2 separate regions of the Mus musculus genome follow, and region 2 is linked to region 1. Evidence: chromatin loops called from intact Hi-C (ENCODE). Cell type or tissue: left cerebral cortex. All regions are shown on one strand. Each heading gives the region's core, and the rest is flanking DNA. Links, peaks and the distances in the headings are about the cores only. Region 1 holds the start of Lca5l (Leber congenital amaurosis 5-like). Region 2 holds the start of Get1 (guided entry of tail-anchored proteins factor 1).

What was found. Hi-C counts contacts between places; a loop is a spot of excess contacts. Peaks named below come from ENCODE experiments on the same cell type or tissue, not always from the same donor. Only the 100,000 strongest peaks of a DNase experiment are listed, where the experiment ranks them.
Region 2: a loop joins it to region 1, with 9 times the contacts of the local background. A loop is called at or near these places in 8 of 42 quality-filtered maps.

Annotation. Positions count from the first base shown.
Region 1 is chr16:96,189,408-96,200,393 of GRCm38, reverse strand. Lca5l (Leber congenital amaurosis 5-like) reads left to right here and starts at 8,137. Exons shown (of 11, transcript NM_001001492.2): 1 at 8,137-8,206. In left cerebral cortex, for the core only: no CTCF peak of the experiment used is centred there; DNase peaks (open chromatin) are centred at 8,078, 8,583 and 8,723; H3K4me3 peaks cover 1,561 bases; H3K27ac peaks cover 1,429 bases.
Region 2 is chr16:96,140,297-96,151,282 of GRCm38, reverse strand. It overlaps Get1 (guided entry of tail-anchored proteins factor 1), which reads right to left and starts at 5,883. Exons shown (of 5, transcript NM_207301.3): 1 at 5,705-5,883. The coding sequence starts at 5,806. In left cerebral cortex, for the core only: a CTCF peak has its summit at 6,059 (motif pointing right); DNase peaks (open chromatin) are centred at 5,309 and 5,989; H3K4me3 peaks cover 1,852 bases; H3K27ac peaks cover 500 bases.

The sequences.
Region 1 (10,986 bases), core at 1,588-9,587:
ATCACAGACCCATGGAGAGGTGCCTAGGGCAGAAGAGGCGGGGCTCTGGAAACTGTGGGGTGTGGAAAAGAAGCGAGTTGTCCAGAGCCTAGGGAAAAGCCCAGAAAAAGTCACCTTATCCAGAACCAGGCTGGATTCACCAGGCCTTGGACAGACCACAGAACTGTGAAGACTGAAACAGCCGCACTGGCCACTTAAATGAAGCGCGGCTTCCTGATTTAAAGTTTTCTAGAGGGTTATTTAAAAACCCAACGAACTGTCACAGGATGGAGATTCCTCTGTGAGTGGCCTGTTTCCTGCTTTCTCCTTCCACCAGCTGTTGGGTGCTGTAAAACTTCACTGACACTTCAGAGCTGGTGGCTGCCGATGACTGTATCTAGAAATAATCTCCCTATTTTAAAGGCTTTGGGAGATGGGGATGTTTATAACAAGCTCTAAAGCATCTTATTTATACAGGTGATTTGAACTGCATTTAAAAAAAATCAGAGTACAAAACTAGTAAAAAAAAAAAAAAAAAAAAAAAGCCCAAATGTTAGCAGCCCAGACTCTGCTGATGGGTTTCAAAGCAAGGTCAAGGACCCATGAGGTGGCTCACTGGATAACGGCCTGCAAGCCCGAACACCTTCCTGAGTTTCATCCCTAGAACTTCATAGTGAAAGGAAAAAAAGCAAATCACACATACACACTCAGACACACAGACACACATATGTGTGCACACATATACACACAACACACACACAGAGACACACATGCACACATATATACCCTAGAACTTTATGGCGGAAGGAAAAAAATACACAAACACACTCACACACAGAGACAGACACACATAAACACACATGTGTGCACACATATGCACACAATAAAAAAACATGCACACTCATACAGAGACACATGCACACACATATACACATAAATATGCACATACATACATGCACACACACAAATACACACATACACAATCACATGCACACACATATATACACATGAATACACAAAGACACACACATGCACACAAATACAATACACACACATACACTCAGACACATGCACACACATACATATGTATACACACAGTAAAAACACAGGCATACTAATACACACAGCCACATGCACACACACACACACACACACACACATATATATATATACATACATACATATACATGAATACACATATGCACACGCACGAATATACACACACATGTTCACACACACAAATACAGACATACACACAAATACACAAAGACATACAGACACACCCATGTACATATATACACACACATACACTCAGACACACATGCACACACATATATACATATGGCGGAAGGAAAAAAATACACAAACACACTCACACACAGAGACAGACACACATAAACACACATAGCGTAGGCTGTGGGCTGTTTCTTCTTTCTTGTTGGTTCTTCTTGAGGCAGCAGAGGGGGAAGAGCATAGGTGGAGGGTAAGACTTTGTCTTATGAGTTTCTGGGGTAAGGCTTTGTCTTACAAAAAATTAAAGGTTGCTGTATAATAAAAAGTTTACTTATCTAAGTCTGAGTTACAGTTGTAGCTGACCTGCCTCTGATCCTCTGAGGCCAGAAACTTCCGTCTCTAGCACATAGAACCTCATCCTAAAACAGCAGGTGATTAAGTAAAGGATTAATTGCTGGAGCCTTCTCCCTATTGTCCAGATGCCTCTTGCTTGTCAGACTAGGGGGATGTTTGGAGCAATAAACTTCTATTGAACCAGGAGAAGAGAATAACACTCTCAGAAGGAAAAACTTTTACATAAGCAAATATGTATAATCTCACATAAATTCATATTCAGCTTCATTCATGTTCATTTATTCATTTTCATTCAAACCCAGCTGGGCCCAGCTTACATACATTCTCACAATCACATATACCTACACACACACACACATACACACATACACACATCCATACTTAAATATGAATATGGAGCAAACGACCAAGCACCGGTGCAGAAAGAACTCACTCATTCTGGATGAAAACTGTACTCCAATCTTTATTACATAGAGAAAGAAAAAAACTTCTACCTTTTTAATGCTAAATGAATTAAACCCATGTGTGTAAGAAAAAAAAAAGCTTTATTTCTTTTAATAAGACTAAACCTGTCTTGTCCTTACAATGGGGTCAGAACAGATCCCATGGTAAGGAGAAGCCTGCTTGCTCCTTCTGCTCTCTGCAACATCTTCTTTCCCTCTGCATTCTGCACATTGCTCTCTTAGTATTTTATGTTACCTATAATTTCTAAGTTACTCCACTCTGCATTCTCCTTCTAATCTAAAAAAATGTTCTGTCTAAAAACTTCTCCTCAGCTCAGTTCTTCTCACCTCCGTTCCTCTCACCCCAGTCCCTCAGTTCTGACTCTTCTCTTTGTCCTCAGCTCTTAAACATCTTTCAGAACACATGATCACATGTTACAAAGTTCATCACAAGTTCACACACAAAAAAAATCAAATCATAAATTGAAATAGAAGTTTACAACGGCAAATGTCTACATGCATATCCATTAGGAGTAATTATCTGGCTAAACATCCATCACCTGTCTCAGCTCCACAGGTTCACTGAGAGTTAAAAACCATAACTAAGTTATTAGTGAAGTTTTGTATAGATAAACTCAGTCAGTATTTTATCTTCTGTCCTAGAACCTATAATAAATCGTTAGTTGTCTTTTAATGACCTTTGGTTAATTGTTTTACAACCTCTTGGAATGTGCTCTGAGTAGGAGAAAGTCTGGTTACCATGGATTGACTGGTGACACTTGGGAGACTGGCAGAGTTCTCACTGAAGCTTTGACTATCAGAAGAGGACTTAATAGCAGTTCCATTATAAAAGAGCTTAATAATCACAGATATAATTTTAGGAATTCTTATAGGATCACATTAAGTCATGTATTTGTCTACATAGCATCACTAAAAGATAGTACATCTTCATGGATCTACTGAGATCTACTTCAAAAGGGGGTGTGCTTCTACTTAGTGGTTGTTATATATATTTAATAATGACAGGAAAAGCATATTAATAGCAGGAATCTTTCCTAAAATGAGTCCCTCACAGCCTTGCTTAATGAGAGCCCACCTGTCGCAGATTATATAATAATCCGAGGCAGGCCACTTCAGGATGATCACCTGCTAGTTATTAGCTTGTCCCATTATGGCTCCTGACATACATGTATACCCATGAATACACACACAGGCACGCACATACTGAGAAATCAGATCACAGGCATTAGGGGCGAAGGCCGTGAGCATTTACTTCCTTCTGGTACCAGACCCTCTCCTACCCTGTTATTCATCACAGAGGAGAGAGGCTGGTGCTCTGGAGCAGCATGAGACCTCTTTGACTCCGGTACCTGCTCTTTTCACCAGTGTCTCAGAGATCCTGAGCCTGGTCCCTGTCCCCAGGTAGGTGTCATGATGAGAAAGGACACTCCCTAGAATATATCTCAAAGTCAACTAATTCACAAGTCAAAATTTAACTTTGGGCAGCATAAATCCATAGAAACAAACATAAATAATTTAGAAGGCAGATTGACAACATGATCGTTTAGAGAGACATTATCAGTAATTTCTCCCCTGGGGCCCATGACTTCTCTAAGCACACACTGAACTCGTTCCTGTGGAGCATGTGTCAAATCCCATCAGGAGGACCAGGTCACCTCATAAACAGTCTTGCCACTACTGCCACTGAGCCCATCTTGCCTGGCATACCCATACTGTAGCATCATGGACCACTGGCATCTTTTTCCCCAGCAGCGTCCTGCACACACCTTCCAGAACTATGAAAGCTAGCCAGAAGCAGAGTGCCCAGTCTTCTGGTCAGTCCAATATTGATTCCTATGTACGAAGTGTAAGATATCTTCAGCAAGAATGTGAGTCTTACCAATGACTTCTGGAACTCAGCAAGAGCAGTAGCAGTAGCCTGTTTTGTCTGGGGAGATTCTTGGGTCTCTGACCAATAAGTCATAGGCAGGTAACCTGTGTCTAGCACTGAGGTTTTATTTATATATATTTATCACAAATGTAATGCAGAGCTTTTATGAGAAATATTTATTTTATGTATATGAGTACACTGTCTTCAGACACACCAGAAGAAGGCATCACACCCCAGTACAGATGGTTGTAAGCTACCATGTGGTTGCTAGTAATTGAACTCAGGACCTCTGGAAGAACAGTCAGTGCTCCTAACCGCGGAGACATCTCTCCAGCCCCTGGCACTAAGGTTTTAATAACCCAGGTCTTCAAAGTGCAGCACTGGTCATTAATGTGGAGAACTTCTGTTCAAACTCCTTTAAAGATTATATTTTTAATCAGCTTATTAATGAATGGGGTTTCAGAAGACTACTTCACACATCCTTGGTTTAGATTAATAATTCCATACCCTCCTTCTCTCCACCCTCCTGTCCCTACCTCTTCCCTTCCCATTAGTTGCCAGTGGTCACCCCATCCTTTAATATCATATAACAGCTTCTTATAGTGTGTACTGGCTAAATCAGAGACACATCACTGTTAAAAGTGTGGGAAATGAGCAAATGGGGGTGCTCCAACATAGTCAGGACATTTATATCAGCCATCTTGCCAAGACTCAGGGAACGTGAGTGAAGAGGAAGGAGAGAATATATCAAGGAGGATGGCTGTAAAAGGCTTTGGGAGACCAGACTGTGGGAAAGCAGACCTGAACAGCTCCCACCCTGAGAATCAATTGACCCTTTGTTGGGAGCTGAGCCACCCCCTCCTTCACACAAGGCTGATCATGAGAACCAACTGACCCTGGTCTTGGCCAGACACCTGGGGCTGTTTGGGCGGAACCAGCATCCAAAGATAAGCCACAAGATGTTTCAAGCCTGCACCCAGCATCTGCCCCAGATGTCCGTCCCTCTCTCTGTGCTTTGATCATTCCCCCTCAGCCCCTCCCTATTTTCTCTCACTGTGTGCTTATAATCAGGCTCCCAGCCTCCATTAAAGTAGACCTTGATAAGCCTTTGCTTGGTCTCGCTCCCTTTTCTCGCCTGTTTCTCTTTCAGGCTTGGTCCCCCTCAATCTCCCAAATAACTAGGTCCCGTGGGTCCTGCAGGTCGGGATAAAAGACCGTCTCTAAATATGACGATTGTTACAACTGTAGTTCCCCACATAAAACCTGTACAAGACTGAGTCCGTTACAATTCCCTGCATGCAGGGCGGCTGGGCTCCCTGGGTACTTGGCACAAACCATCCTTTGATCTGGACGGCCCCAACTCAGAGTGGGGACGTTGGCCTGGTTCTCTTCACATGACACAAATGGAGGTCTACAGTGCTGCCTTCACTTTTCCAGACAGGGTTTTTCTATGTAGCCCTGGCTGTCCTGGAACTCACTCCGTAGACCAGGTTGGCCTCAAACTCAGAAATCTGGCTGTTCTGCTCTGCCAAGACTAGGTAGTCAAGGCAACCTCAAATAGTCCTTGAACATCCACATAACCGCATAAGCAGGTTACAGAAGCCAAAAAGCAATTACTCGTAACATAGCAAGTATATCGTCACGGCTGGACATTTCTGGGTTGGAAGGTCACTGAGTCAGTATTGCTGATAACTTATCTTCCAGGAAAGAGACAAAAAGCTAGTGAATACCAAGATGGACAGATGCCTAGCATAAAATGGAGTTTCTTCAGCCATCACAATAGCAAAAGAAAAGTAATTAACACAGCGGTACACAGGCCTGTGGTTACAACATTTTGAGAGGTAGGAAAAGGAGATCAAGAATTCAAGTTCCTGGAGGGGGGGGTGATAAAAATAATCAAGATACATCACATACAAATACAGAATCATCAGCTTACATAAAAATATTCTGGTTTTGTTGTTAGGTGTTCTAGTTTGTTTGTTTTGAGACAGGATTTCCTTGTGTAACCGTGGCTATCCTCGAACTTTTTTAGTCCAGGCTGGCCTTGAACTCAGAGATCTGCCTGCCTCTGCCTCTGCCTCCAGTGCTAGGGTTAAAGGTGCATATCACAAAGCCCAGCAAAAGATAAAAATATTAAATAATAATAATAAAGTAGTAACTGTGCATCGAGGAGCAGTTCAAAGCTAGCCCGGTCTGTGAGGCCAAGGCTAGCCCGGTCTGTGAGGTCAGGTGAGCTAGAGCTACATAGTAAGAGCCTGTCTCAAAATAAATAGGTGCTGGAGAGATGATGGCTTGGTGGCTGAGAGTACTTGCTGCTCTTGCAGACGACCTAGATGCAAATCCCAGGACCTTCTTGACGGCTAAGAACTGTCTTTAACTCCAGTTCCAGTGCCTTCTTCTGGCCTTCTCAGTCACTGCATACATGGTATACACATACACACACACACATGCAAATAAAACACCTATACACATAAAATAAAAAGAAATCTTCAAAAAATAAAAAAACACATTTTAATTAAAAATTTAAAGGTCATAAAGATCATACAATGCTTCCTTCATTTTTCCAGACAGGGTTTCTCTGTGTAGCCCTGGCTGTCCTGGAACTCACTCTGTAGACCAAGCTGGCCTCGAACTCAGAAATCCACCTGCCTCTGCCTCCAGTGCTAGGGCTAAAGGCACATATCACATATTACATAACAATTGTGAGGCCAAACTGGACTATAAGAGATCCTGTCTCAAAAAAACATAGTACTTAAGAGAGTTAATAGAAATCTGTCTCTGTATACTCTAAAAACAAAAGATAACTTATGGTAGGGTTTACCTTTAATCCCAGCACTCAGGAGACAGAGACAGGCTGATTTCTATGAGTTCAAGGCTAGCTTGGTCTATGTATGGAGTGAGACACTGACTGTAAAAAATATAGAAAAGTATTCAGCAACCTGAAGGAACTATTTATAACATATATCACAGGGTTTTGATACATCAAAAGTTCTTCCAAATCAAGTTTTACAAAGATTTATACCAAGTTTAAAAGTGAGCTAAAAGGCCAGGCTCACCCTGGTAGACCAAGCCACGTGAGAGGCTGGGGTAAGCGGATCACTTAACCCCTTAAATTAGAAGCCAGCATGGACCATGTGGTGGAAATTAAAAATCAAAATCCTAAGGTACTGGGTTCCACCTCTAGTGCTGCCAAAACAAAAGGTAAGCGGGGAAGAGAAATTACAAAATAAGAGAAATGGACCCAGGAAACTGAAATCCCACAGAAGAAAGCCACACCGGTGTTAGAGATCCTAAAATCTGATTAGCTTAGTAGATTACATAATTGTGGCTAAATGGAAAGTGACAGGTTTGAAGCCAAATTACCTTGGCCTATCTTTAGTCTCCTTAATGGACTGGCCACTGTATGGGCCCGTGATTGATATAACATTTACAGGACCGTCAGGTAAATTCTTTTGCAAGCACCGACAGACCCTCACTTCCACCCACCTGAAGCACTTGGGGCCTGTAGATTTTCCTGTTTTGCTGTAACCCGCTTGGTATCTGACGGCACAGCTTACATACTTTACAAGTAGCTTGATTTGTGACTTATTTGTTCTGCGACTATTAAAACTTTACAAAACGTTTACCACGTTGGAACATGATATTTGAGGTAAGATAAATCTGTGTTCCAGGCCACGGTCATTCATATTTAGTTCCAGGATAAACTCTTCCTGTGAGAGCCCTGGTTTTGGGAGGTTTGTTTGTTTGTTTGTTTGTTTGTTTTGCATGACACTAATAAAGCTATTATAGCTTCTTACCCTTCTTAGCAACAAAGAATTTACAATTAAAAATGCCAGTTTTAACAATCAAACTCAAAAATAACAGCTATAATTCTACCACCTGAGTGTCTTAGCCTGTTGTTGGCTTGGAAATACTGTACACCAAACACAGTTTTTGTGCTCGCATTTAGTTTTTGCAAGAAGCACCACCATGTATAAAACCAAGTTAACAGGGACACTCTGTCCCCAGTCCTCTCCCTTCCTGGCACTGCGGCAAAAAGCAGGGTCAGCTATAAATTCCTTCAGCCGCCTGGGTTCCAGCTTCTCTGCGATCTAGACCTCCCAGGCGCCCTTGGCCCAAGTACGCATGCGCGCAACTGGTGCCCCGCCCCGAACCCTGCCATTCCGCCGGCTTTTCCACAGTGCCAAGTACTACGCGTGCGCACACCCGAACTAGCCATCCCAGGAGGCCCCGCGTGGTTTCCATGGCGACGCCCGCGCTTCCTTAAGTCCAGGGTGGAGGCAGCTGCGGGAGCAGCGCGGAGCAGGTAACGGCCTTGGCGCCGCCGCCGCCCCCAGCAGTGGTGGTCTCATCAGCCCGCGTCCGCCTCCCCGGAGCCGCTGGACAGGCCCCTTCCGAGGCCCGGCGCCGCGGGTTCTCTCCGTCCGCTCTATCCTCCGACCTGGCCTTGCCTCGGCGGAGCTGGTAACGTAGCCCCCCGGCGCCTCCCTGCCCGGGAGCAGCGCACACCCATCCGGGAGGATGCGCCGCCGGTGGGATCGCTGATCAGTGTCCCCCTCCACCTCCAAAGTGCAGAGAGCGAGAACGGGTCCCAAGCCTCGGTGCTTCGGAACCCCGAAGCATTCGCTACCCGGCTGGTGCTTTTCCTTCCAACCCTGGCACGCCCCGCGGGGCGTCTGCATCCTTCTGAAACGCTTCACTTGTTTTCCACCCACAGCTCGGCTGTGGGGCTCTTTGTCAACCCACCTCACTATGAGTGCTTTAAGATTTTGTTGTTTTCTTGACAACAGTTAACTCGTTTCGGGCCAGCCTTTTTTGGCGGAGTGTGACACCGGACTTGTTTTCTGTCTGCACAAATCACATAGATGGAGTCATCCCGTTCCAAAGGCTCAATGCCCACGTAAATGCCGCTGAGCCCATAATGTGTATATCAGCCCCGGCCCTTCTCCGAACACCATACGGTGAACTCAGCAGCCTGACCCTGTCTACCAGATGCCTAAGGCGTTTTCCATGCCAGCTTGTCCAAGGTGTCTGATAACCCCGCAGCCAGGCTCCTCTAAGATGCATACATAATCCATCCAGTTGCTGAAAACTTCATTCTTCTTCCACTCATCCGCACTTTTGTATCTAGTTTGACTTTACCAGCACATCCTTACAAAATACACCCAGAATAGATTCAACGGTACCATTTCTCCCAAATGGCAGTCAGTGCCTGGATTATTCCAGAAATGCCTTGCATTTCCCTGATAATATCCTTTCTCTACTTGAGCATGGTCGGTTTTTACTAATAAGATTTTATGGCCGGGCAGTGGTGGCGCACGCCTTTATGAAAACTTTAGTAAGAAATAAACACTGGAAAAAATAGTCAGGGGAGCTAGAGATGATGACCTGTCAACTTCCTCTGAATTACAGTCTAATGCTTTACAGTCACTTAGTAGAGGCAGAAAGAAAGCAAACAGGCACAACTTGCCCCAGCCCCCAAGGCAAGACTTTGCAATATCCAGAGACTGGAAACTAAGTAATGTATGAAATTGATAAATGATCAAAACCCACAAAAGTAACTAACCATCCAAAGGTTGGGCTTGACTCTTTCATGTTGCAACTCTTAAAGGCGTGTGTGTGCGTGTGTGTGTGTGTGTGTGTGTGTGTCTGTCTGTCTGTCTGTCTGTCTGTGTATGTCTGTGTGTGTGTCTGCCTGTCTGTCTGACCAACTAACTCAGAAAAGAAAAATGTGTGTTTCACTGGTGCTTTTTTTTTTTAATCATTTTTGAGACAGCATCTCAATATATAATTCTGACTGGTCTGAAATTTTCTGTGTAGACAAGGCTGGCCCCAAGCCTGGAGACACCCCCACCCCCACACACCCACATCCACTTCCAGAGTGCTGGGATTAAAGGTGTTCTTCACTATGCCTAGCTCGCTTGTAAATTTTAGAGTTGGGCTTTAGAACTCGTTGAGAAATCATCTAATTTCTTGTTTTAGGCAGCTGAGGCCAAATAGCTGATTATATTGACAAAGCTGGAGTGTAAATCCAGATACCTTGCCAAAGTCTCACTTTTATTTTTCTTCTGCCTCTCAATCCATGTTAATTCTTTTCCTCTCTAAACAGTGTTTCACTGCGTAGCCCTGGCTGTCCTAGAAATCACTCTGTAGAGCAGACTAGCCTCAAATTCAGAGATCTGCCTGCCTCTGCCTTCAGAGTGCTGAGATTGCAGGCGTGGAATGCCCAGCCATCAGTGTTAATACTTAATTTCCCTTTGTCAGGATTTAGAGGGATCAAACTTTTGAATCAAAACTTTGGTAAGTATTAGACTGCTTTCTTTGAAATCCTGGGCTCTTGGCCCCTCACCTGTACAGTGCAGTGTGCATGAACCAAGGGAAGAACTTTACTGGCTGTGTGCTTTTTCCAGCAGATGCTCTGCCCTCTGCCTTACTTACTAAAGGGCTCTAAGAACTCTTTATAAATCTCCCTGTCTGTAGCATGCCACTTACACTCTTGTTTGTTATACAGAAGTTTTTGTTTAAATACCATCAGTTTTGTCCACTGTCTCCTTCACCAGCCTGGGCTCTGTGCCTCTCCAAATCTTGTGTTTTCATGTAAGATACTTTTCTTTTTTTTTTCCATTTTTTATTAGGTATTTAGCTCATTTATATTTCCAATGCTATACCAAAAGTCCCCCATATCCACCCACCCCCACTCCCCTGCCCACCCACTCCCCCTTTTTGGCCCTGGTGTTCCCCTGTACTGGGGCATATAAAGTTTGCAAGTCCAATGGGCCTCTCTTTCCAGTGATGGCCGATTAGGCCATCTTTTGATATATATGCAGCTAGAGTCAAGAGCTCCGGGGTACTGGTTAGTTCATAATGTTGTTCCACCTATAGGGTTGCAGATCCCTTTAGCTCCTTGGCTACTTTCTCTAGCTCCTCCATTGGGAGCAAGATACTTTTCTTAACATGTGCATCTCAAAGCCATCTGATAGCGTTTTAGAGTAAGGAATGCAGTAAGGATCCGCTTTGGACTTGCAGATGACCACTCTGCTCCATGGGGGTCTTCTTGTCCCTGCATCCACCCTTATTCTGTCCTGG
Region 2 (10,986 bases), core at 2,012-10,011, 50 kb after region 1:
ACCTCAGTAACAGCCAGAGCCACACCCTTGACCCTGGCAGTGTCGGCAGACAGTCCAGGCACACAAGCCGAGGCCCCATAAGGAACTCGCAGTTAAAGCCCCTGGGCTGGGGCCAGCACTGTGAGTCACCCTGAAGGCTGCACAGTGGACAAGGAACAGGGTTTGCAAACCTTCCTCTCTAATGCCCACTGTTCTCCACTCAAAGGGAGAGTTATTCCAATCTGGTCCACCCTGGAGAAAAAAAAAATAGGAATGGACCAAAGTCTCTAACGTTCACAGCAGCTAAGAGTGCTTGTTTTTAGAGGATTGGGGTGCAATCCCAGCACCCACATGGTGGTTCACAACCATCTATAACTCCAGTTCTAGGGGATCCAACAACTTCTTCTGAATCCATGGACACCAGGCATGCAGGTGATGCACAGACATACACCACACATGCAGGCAGGTGATACACAGACATACATCACACATGCAGGCAGGTGATACACAGACATACATCATACATGCAGATAGGTGATACACAGACATACATATATGCATGCAGGTGATACACAGATATACATCATACATGCAGGCAGGTGATACACAGACATACATACATGAATGCAGGTGATACACAGATATACATCATACATGCAGGCAGATGATACACAGACATACATCACACATGCAGGCCAAACACCATCCACATAAAAAAATAAGTATTTTTAAAGGCCAACATTTTTAAAAAGTCACAGAGCTATCATTCAAAATCAGAGAACCAACCTCCCTCCCCCTCCACATCCCTTGCTGCCTGGAGTTGGCCCTGCTCCTTGCCACCTGTAGCACTCAGGAAGGCTAGCCAGGTCAGTATTGGAGACCCTGCCCTGGTGGTATGGGTGCAGGAGAGCTGGCAGGCCGACCGACTCAGCTACCCCCAAGGCCCAGATCCAGGAATTCGAGCTTGCCCACCCATCCCAACATCTACACAATCCATGAACTCTGGGAGCACATGAAGTGGCTGATCCTGCAGATCCAAAGCTGCAGCATCTCCATGACACAGGGCAAGGACAGGACACCAGAGGAGTCCAGGTGAGGACCCAATGACGGAGAGCAGAAGCCAGAGGCCTCAAACCAGAGTAATGACTCATTGCAACGAACATTTACAGTGTTCGCTGGCAAAGACGTGTGGACAAAGGGTATACTGCGCAACACGCTACAATCTCCACAAGTTTTTGTTTTTCTTTTGTGGGGTTGCAAAAAAGAAAAAAAAAAAAGAAAAATCAGGGGGAGGGGAGGCTGGAGAGATGGTTCAGTGGTTAAGATGGCTGCTCTTCCAAAAGACCTAGGTTCAATTCCCAGCACCCACATGGCAGCTCACAACTAGATTCCCAGTTCCAGGGAATCTGACACACACAGACATACATGCAGGCAAAACACCAGTGCACATTAAATACATACATAAATACAAAAGCTTTGAATTTAAAAAATCAGGGCCCCTATAAAGGATGCTTAAACAGGAAACATGTCATTAGGGCTCTGCTTCCCCACCCCATAGCAACATGACCTGTGGTCACAACCAGCAGATCCTGAGGTGGAGCGTGGGGGTGGGTGTGAGAGGCACAGTCAGGGAAGGAGACCTCAGGAGGAGAGAACAGACTCTCGGGAGACAGGCTTCAATAAGACAGCTTGTTTAATTGGGAGAACATAGGCTATTATTAAACCTTTAGGGAGTGTGCAGGGGTCTTCAGGGAGAATGCACGTCATTGGCTGGGGCCGGGATGTTGCGGCTGCCTCAAGCACAGAGAGGAATTTCAGATATTGCTGGATGTAACCTTATAAGGAGATGAAGCCCATTGTGGTTGCTGGGCTCCGTAACCTCCTCTGAGGGGCAGAGGGTGGGAGCAATCTTACTCCTACTCATCTCGGGTCTGGACACACCCGGACCCCACTCTTGTTCCAGGCCGGCACCCTATGGCTCCATGGATTCCTGCCACACCCCCAGCCCCACAGGGCCAGGGGGAAGTAGCCTGGAGATGCTCTGGTCACCCCATCATTTGGGAAGCTGGAGAGGTTCAAAGCCAGCCACCTGCAACCCAACATGATGGCCACAGTAGGTACATCTCAGAAGAAAAAACAGATGATTCAAACTCACAAAGGCCCTGGGAACAGAATTACTCACAATCAGAGGCACTACGTTTGTGAAATTTTTAACCCAGATGACTCAAGCGGAGCAAAGGACAGGAGCTCAGCTTCCTTCTTCCCACCCTGCAGACAGACGTTAGCTGCCTGCAGGGAAGTATACTGTGCTCCTGCCTCCAGGGCTTCAGTCCTGTTTGGCCAGGATGCCCTCTGCCAATAGACAAACTTGTCCAGGACTGAACCGGTGGCCACACTGTCACTGATGACCCAGGGGCCGACAGATCTGAAAGCTAGCAGCATAGCATGCACTGCCGGGCTCCTCCCTTCTGGATTCCTCAGGCAAGCTCAAAAATGACCAACCCAGGTCACCAGTATGAAGAGACCAAAACCTGAACACAGAAAGCCCAGAAACCTGCACAGACCCTGACTAGCACCAGGGTCATCTAGCACAACTCCCTAGGCAGGACCAATCCCTCCTGAAATGCCTGCCCCCCCCCCCCCGCCTGTGTACCCTACGGGGCCCTGCTGGCCCAGCATTCTGCCCAACACCCAGAACACACCTCTCCGTCAAGGCCCCAGGAGTACACCCTGTAGGTTGCTATGTCATCCTAACACTTGGAAGCCATACAAAATCCTGTCCCAACCAGGCATGGTGGTGCATGCCTTTAAAATCATTTAACCTCATAAATATGAGGCAGGCAATCTCTGAGTTTCAGGCCAGCCTGGTCTAGAGAGTGAGTTTCAAGATAGCTAGGAAACTCTATCTCAAAAAATAAATAAATAAATAACATTCCAAACAAGGGCTTTGCTCAGAGTCTGGTCTGTGGAAAGCGAGTACCTAAGGCTTGGAGCACAAAGCAAAGGGTAACTTCAAAACTGCTGAACACACCTCGAGAAGCTGGCTACACCAGCCAGGCCCCTGAAGCATGTGTGCACATGTGACTGACAGCAGAGCAGGGTCTGTCAGGAACTTAGCATGGGCACCAGCACACTGCAAGTCCAGGACGGCCATGCCAGTCCTGGGAATTCTGCAAAACTCACAAGAGCCTCACCCACCTGTACTCGTCATTTCAGGGGCACCAGAGCAGCGTACCTCCCATGTATGAGCACACGGTGTGTCCAGTGTCCCCTTCTCCTAAGACAACATTGGATCCCTTACTTTATAAATTACACGGTCTCGACTACGCATGTCGTGACCGACCTAAAGGGAAGGACCCTCGGGAAAATTCCATCCAGGACAACCACAGGCACCAGACCCACTCCAGCTGACAGAAGCCATCTAGGAAAGCCTATGGCAAGCAGCTGAGTTTCCTGAAGATGGTCCACCATTTTTGCATGGCTGCAATGGGTGCACTCTGAGAGGCAGGATTCTCAGAGACTTCATTCCAGAATCGCTTCCCGCTGCTGGTATGCATTCCTGCCACTGTTAGAAGCTCATGTAGCAATGCTGTATAGAGGAACTGATAATTTCCTAATTCCTTATCATGATTTTATAGAACTCCTAAACTGATACAAGTAAGCTACAGTGCCCATCCTTTGTGAGGAGGGACTAATACAGAACACGCCCAAGTCTGGTCATCGTGTACTGGAGGACCCTGAGTCGATCACAGGATCTCTATCTCCTCCCGCCCTGCTAGCTACTGGAAACTCATGACTCAGTGAGGAGGATGGCCCAACACAGCCTCCCTAAACATCTGAGTTCCATTCCCTTAGCTCGACTGTGAGGTGAAAGGGAACAAGACACAGGACAGGAGGACGTGGAACCCTCAAGGTAAGGATCCGGCTCAGGAGCTAAAACTCCTGCTATACAAGCACAAGGAACCACCTGAAAGGTGAGTGTAGATAGGGAGGGAGCCAGGGTCCCCACAGCAAGCTAGCCCAGTCAGTGTACTCTGGGTTTTACTGAGAGACCCTGCCTCAATGAATAAGGCAGAAGAGTGGCCAAGGGCTATCCTTGACACCAACTGACCTCAGCCTTACACACATACACACACACACACACACACACACACACACGGTGGAAAAATAAAACACACAAGAAAGCAGAATGAGAACACACATAACCACAAGGGATTGCTAGCCAAACACACAAGCAACTTTAACCACTGAAACTAACAAAAAGATTACAGGGGTGAAGGACTAGATGCCTCTCCAGAAAGACAGATGATGAAGGTATCATGTTCAGTCTCTCCTACCAACCGTCCACAACACAGATGACTGCAGTGATCCCAAATGTGTGGGTTCACATGCTAGGTATTCCCCATTCTGCAGAGAGTGTCAAATCCCACAGATGGGGAGGGGGGGTCTCACTCACAAATCACACAGCCCAGCTACAAGTCAGAGTTCCCTTGACCCCTCTTCAGGCTTCACCAATTTGCTAGACCAGCTCACGAAACTCAGAGCAAAAATCTTGCCCACTGGTTTATTACAGAACATGTTTTCCAAGGCTATAGATACAGGTTAGAGAGATGTGTTGGGGGTTAAGCACACTTGTGGCTCTTTCAGAGGATCCAGGTTCAGTTCCCAGCATGCATGTGGCTGCTCACACCATCTATAAGTCAGTTCCAGAGAATGTGACTGCCTCTTCTGGCCTCCTCAGGCAACCTCGTTCACATGGTGCATATACATACACTCAGAACACACACACACACACACACACATAAAATCTTTAATGGCTACAGATTAAGAGGGTGGAGAGATAGCTCAGTGGTCAAGAGCACACTCACATAGTGGCTCACATGGAGTCCTTGACTCCAGTGTCAGGGAATCAATGCCCCTTCTGGACTCAAAAGCACTGCATACGTGTGATGCACTTACATACATGCAAGCGAAACTCTCACATAACAAATAGTTTTTTTTAAATGGTTTAAAGGCTACAGATAGCAGGACAGATGAAGAGAACTTTGCAGACAGGTCATTGAGTGTGGGGACATCCATCCCCAGTTAGTAGTCCCCAATCCCTCTTCCAGTACACAGAAAAGTCCTTCTAAACCTTTCTGCATCCAGTCCTTTGGAGAACTGTGTGCAGACTTCATTATACAGGCATGAGTAAAATATGGAAAGTATGTTGGGGCTGGAGATGGCTCAGTGGATAAGAGCACTGGATACTACTATAGAGGGCCTGGGTTCTGTTCCCAGGACCCACGTGGCAGATAACTAATGTCTGTAACTCCAATTCCAGAGCATCCAGCGCTCTCTTCTGGACTCTGCTGGCAATGAAAGCACACAGTGCACAGATACACACGCAGGAAAAACACCCCCCATACATAAACAGAAACCTGAATGTGCAAGAACGGTATGGCCTGTTTAGATTGCTCTGTAGTGTTCCTTGTTCCCACGGACAGAACAGAAGGGGGCTCCCTGTAGCCGGGGATCAGCCGCTCCGGAGCCAGGCACCTGTGAGGATGCTGGGCCGGGGCTGCTCCTCTGTCGCGAAGCGTGGCTTGGGACCTCCCACCCTCCAGAGCTGGTTGCAACCTCGCGATCTGTGAGAAGCTCGGAGGCACCTGGAGGAAGAGAGCTTGCAGCATGGACCGCGCAAGGCCCCGCGCTCGGCCGCTCCCCGCCCCCGGCAGCTACTTACAAACGAGGACAGGGACGGCAGGAGGATGCGCAGCAAGTTACACCCGAACACGAAGCTCAACACCAGCAGCCACGCCCAGCGGTCCGTCTCGGACGCGCTCATGCTGGATCCCAGGCACCTGCACCGCTACGACAGCGCCATGGTGACCGCGCCTCCGCGCTCGCCTACGCCTGCGCACTGCAGCCCTGCTCCGCTACGGCAGCGCCTGGGAGCAGCGTCGTCAACTGCGCCTGCGCACTGCAGTCCTGTTCCGCTATGGCAGCACCAGGGAGACGGCGTCGTCAACTGCGCCTGCGCCGGCGCGCCACGGCTAGGGCTACACGTCGGGCCGCGGTGCACGCACGCTACACCTCCTCTAGGGGGCAGCATGGGATGTTACTTAGCAGCCATTTTCGCCTTTCGCCTTCCCGGCTTCCGTAGCCGGGTGATAGCCCACTTCGGGAGGCTAAACAGGTTTTGGCAAACTGTGATTGCTTGTAGTAACCGAAAACTATTTACGTTCTTACTGAGTTAACTAACGCACTTTTATTCTTTTTTATGTATATGAATTTTTTTTAAAGATTTATTTATTTATTGTAAGTACACTGTAGCTGTCCTCAGACACTCCAGAAGAGGGAGTCAGATCTCATTACTGATGGTTGTGAGCCACCATGTGGTTGCTGGGATTTGAACTCCTGACCTTCGGAAGAGCAGTCGGGTGCTCTTACCCACTGAGCCATCTCACCAGCCCTCTCACTTTTATTCTTAAATAAATTTATTTTAGGATAAGCCTCTGCATGAATAGAAAGTTACTTTATCATAGATGGTAACTGAAACTGTTTCCTAAACCGTTGTCGCATGTAAAATGGTTCGACTACATTTTAAAACTAAGCACTAATAAACACGAACAATGTAGAAAATCGTCACCCTAAAAGATAAGTTTATTCATCAAAAGACATCACATAGTGACTGGTAGAGACTTGCCAAGCATGTGGGAAGTCTTAGGTACCAGCCATGCTCAGCACGCACAAAGAAAAAGTTTACAGTGAGCTTTTAATAAAATTATCTAAATTTAGGCAATGATGAGTATTCATAACAAAAGAACCGCGGCTCACTTGTATATGGGGAATAAAGTGGAAGATAGTTGGCTGTCTTTTCTGCCACGTTAGTCAGAGAACGGGTTACTTCTAGAAACACTGCCTGTGTTTCTACCAGCAGCGGTGGGATGAATTATCTCAACGAAAGGGCACGCTGACTAGGAGACTGCCACTCCATAACCTTCCCTTCCAACTGGACTGTAGACAGACTGCCAGGTGCTCTCTCTCCACGCTGAGGTTTTAGATAGATTAAGGAAGAGCAGCCTCGTGAGAAATTATGGCAGTGTGTCTAAGTCTCCCTCCCCACAAACCCACCTTGACACATACACACACACACACACACACACACACACACACACACACACACACCTGCTTGCTCTTCAATCCCAAATCTCTGCTTTTTAGAATGAAAAGGAAATTATCAACCAAGGTCCCCACTGTACAGGAGGACCACTCTGTTCTTGGTGAGGCGAGATACTAAAAAAATTTCTGGTGAATAGCCTATAACATACATGCAGCTGGGGTGGTGTGATGGTTTGTATGTGCTCAGCCCAGAGAGTGCCACTATTAGAAGATGGGCCCCTGTTGGAGTAAGTGTGTCACTGTGGGTGTGGGCTTTAAGACCCTCATCCTAGCTGCCTGGAAGCCAGTATTCTGCTAGCAGTCTTCAGATGAAGATGTAGAACTCTCAGCTCCATCTGCATTATGCCTGCCTGGAGGCTTCCATACTCCCTCCTTGATGATAGTGTCCTGAAACTCTGGACCTGTAAACCAGCCCCAGTTAAATGTTGTCCTTATAAGAGTTGCCTTGGTCATCGTGTTTGTTCACAGCAGTAAAACCTAACAAGACAGGTGTCTAGGAGAAGCTCTTCCTGGCTCTCAGGGGCATCTCAGTTTGACAGCTCCTAATTCCTGTTGAGCACTCTCAAAAACAGTTCTCAGCTGAAGACTGAGTTCTAACATGTATAAAGAAAGTGTGAAGGGCTGGTGAGAGATGGCTCAGCAGTTAAGAGCACTGACTGTTCTTCTGAAGGACCTGAGTTCAAATTCCAGCAACCACATGGTGGCTCACAGCCATCCATAATGAGATCTGATGCCCTCTTCTGGGGTGTCTGAAGACAGCTATAGTGTACTTACATATAATAAATAAATAAACAAACAAATCTAAAAAAAAGGAAAGTGTGAAAATATCAATCAAGATCTGGTACAAATTCTGGCACATAAAGTTCATAATGAGCTCTTATTTGTGTTTTGATTCTGCTATTGTGACAGGGTGTGACAGTTCTGAGGTTCCTCCATCTTGTGGTCTTGCTGAGGCTAGTGGTGGCGCACGCCTTTAATCCCAGCACTCAGGAGGAGTAGGCGGATTTCTGAGTTCGAGGCCAGCCTGGTCTACAGAGTGAGTTCTAGGACAGCCAGGGCTACACAGAGAAACCCTGTCTCAAAAAAAAGAAAGAAAGAAAGAAAGAAAGAAAGAAAGAAAGAAAGAAAGAAAGAAAGAAAGAAAAAGAAAAGAAAAGAAAAAACGAAAAGAAAAAATTTCATCTCCTTGATGGAGAATGCCATGGAAAATTACCCAGCCCTACTCTAAGGACCCAAGGTCAAGATATCCCAGATTATCTTCTCTTAAACTCTCTGCCTGTACAAACCTTCTTTCCTGCACAGCAAAAGATGCCTGGATGTGGTTTCTGCTTTCTATAACCCTGTGCTCTGGACACTTAGTGCTACCCTCGGGTCTCAAATACCTGACTGTAGTCCCAGCTGACTGGAATAAAGACTTTCAGTTGACTAGAAACTGTCTGAGTGGTCATCTCTGCTGGGCTCCACATAACAGTCATCAATAACCATACGTTTAGTGGATTGGGATTTAGTAAATTTGTTATCTTATAGTCCTAGAGTTTCAAAATGTGAAGTGCATCTCACTGGGTTAAAAATAGACCATCTTCCTTCTGGAATCCCTCAGGCAAAGACCAACATTTGAGGCCAGCAATCTGACCTCATGGCTCTCTTCTGTTTTCAAGGTCCGCATCACAACCCTCTGCTTGGACTTGGAGTCAAACATCCTTCCCACCTCCCAACTCCCTCTTTCACTTTTGGAAGCCTATGATTACACCGGGTCCATGCAGACAACCAAAGATAATCTCCTGGGCTAGAAACCTGCAACCAGGCAGACTACAGGCGGCATATGCCTACATAACACCAGCACTCAGGCAGATTATCCTTGGGGTGCACAAAGACTTGAGAGACCCTCTGTGATTGACATATCTTACTAACTGCAAGACAGAATAATAAGATAATGAACCCAAAGTCCCCAGTCCCCAGTTTCTTCCTACTGCTTAAGTAAATAAATATGAGTATTGCAAATGATTACCACCAGACAGAAGACTGTGAAGAGACACGGGCTTAGATAGCCATCCATGTCCTCATTCTAAGTTGGATGAGGTGGCTGGGAATGTGCGTGGTATGTATTAGCAAGCGACAGAAAATAAAAGAGGGGGCTGGAGAGATGGCTCAGCGGTTAAGAGCACTGACTGCTCTTCCAGAGGTCCTGAGCTCAATTCCCAGCAACCACATGGTGGCTCACAACCACTTGTAATGAGATCTGATGCCCTCTTCTGGTGTGGCTGAAGTCAGCTACAGTGTACTTATGTATAATAATAAATAAATCTTTGGGCCGGAGCGAGCAGGGCCAACCGGAGCGAGCAGAGGTGCTAAAAATTCAATTCCCAACAACCATATGAAGGCTCACAACCATCTGAACAGCTACAGTGTACTCACATACATAAAATAAATAAATCTAGAAGAAGAAGGAGAAGGAGGAGGAAGAGGAGGAGGAGGAGGAGAGGAGAAGGAGGAGGAGAGGAGAAGGAGGAGGAGGAGGAAGAGGAGGAGGAGGAGGAGGAGGAGGAGGAGAAGAAGAAGAAGAAGAAGAAGAAGAAGAAGAAGAAGAAGAAGAAGAAGAAGAAGAAGAAGAAGAAGAAGAAGAAGAAGAAGAAGAAGAACCAGCCCCACTTTTTCATGTGTTCGAATGCATAATCAGGGAGTGGCACTGTTTCAGAAGGATTAGGAGGTGTGGCCTTATTGGAGGAAGTACGTCGCTGGAGGTGGGCTTTGAAGTTTCATAAGCCAAGCCATGTCCACTGTTTCTGTCTTCCTCTTGCTTGCATTCCAAATGTAAAACTCTCAGCTACTGCTCCAATACTGTGTCCATCTTGTCACCTAAAAAAACCAAGATGCCACCAAAGTCCACACTGGTGAACCATGGATTTTATTGGGGTTACTTACAGAAATGTGGGTGATGGGTTACTTAGAGGAGCAGAAAGGACTCAAAGACACCAAAGCCCAGTCCAGCAAGGGTGACAGCTGCTTAAGGAGCTTCTCTGCAGGATGGAAGGTTTCAGTCTCTGAGGAATCTGTTACACAACCGATCAGTATGGACCTAGTTTGGTAGTTTTTCCTTTTTTCATAAAGGAGGTTAAGTAACTCAAATGTAGAACTTGGGCATGTAAGGTCTAACAAAGGTTTCCTTTTCTTTCTTTCTCTTGTTGTTTTGTTTTGTTTTGTTTTGTTTTGTTTTGTTTTGTTTTGTTTTTGATACAGAGTCTCATGTTTTGTAGCCATGGCTGTCCTAGAACTCACTATGTAAACCAAGATGGCCTCCCAGCCTCACAGAGATCTGCCTGCCTCTGCCTCCCAAGTGCTAAACTTTAAGACACATGCTAACAAAAGGTTTTCATACTGTTCAGATTCCTCAGATGGAAAAAAAAATACATTTGACAAGACGAATCAATGTGTCAGTTAGGAAATTCCAAGCAAAGGGCTGGGGAGATGCATCTTTTGGGAGAGTTCTTGTCCCGCAAGCATAAGGATCTAAGTATGATCCTCAGTGCCATGTCAAACACCTGCTGTGGTGGTGTCCATTCGTAATCTTAGTGCTGAGAAAGCAGAAACAGGGTGTGATGGTTTGTATATGCTTGGCCCAGGGACTGGCACTATTAGAAGGTGTGGCCCTGTTGGAATAGGTGTTGTCACTGTGGGTGTGGGCTTTAAGACCCTCACCCTAGTGGCCTGGAAGCCAGTGTTCTCCTAGCAGCCTTCAGATGAAGATGTAGAATTCTCAGCTCCTCCTGCACCATGCCTGCCTGGATACTGCCATGCTCTGGCCTTGATAAAAATGGACTGAACCTCTGAACCTCTGAACCTGTA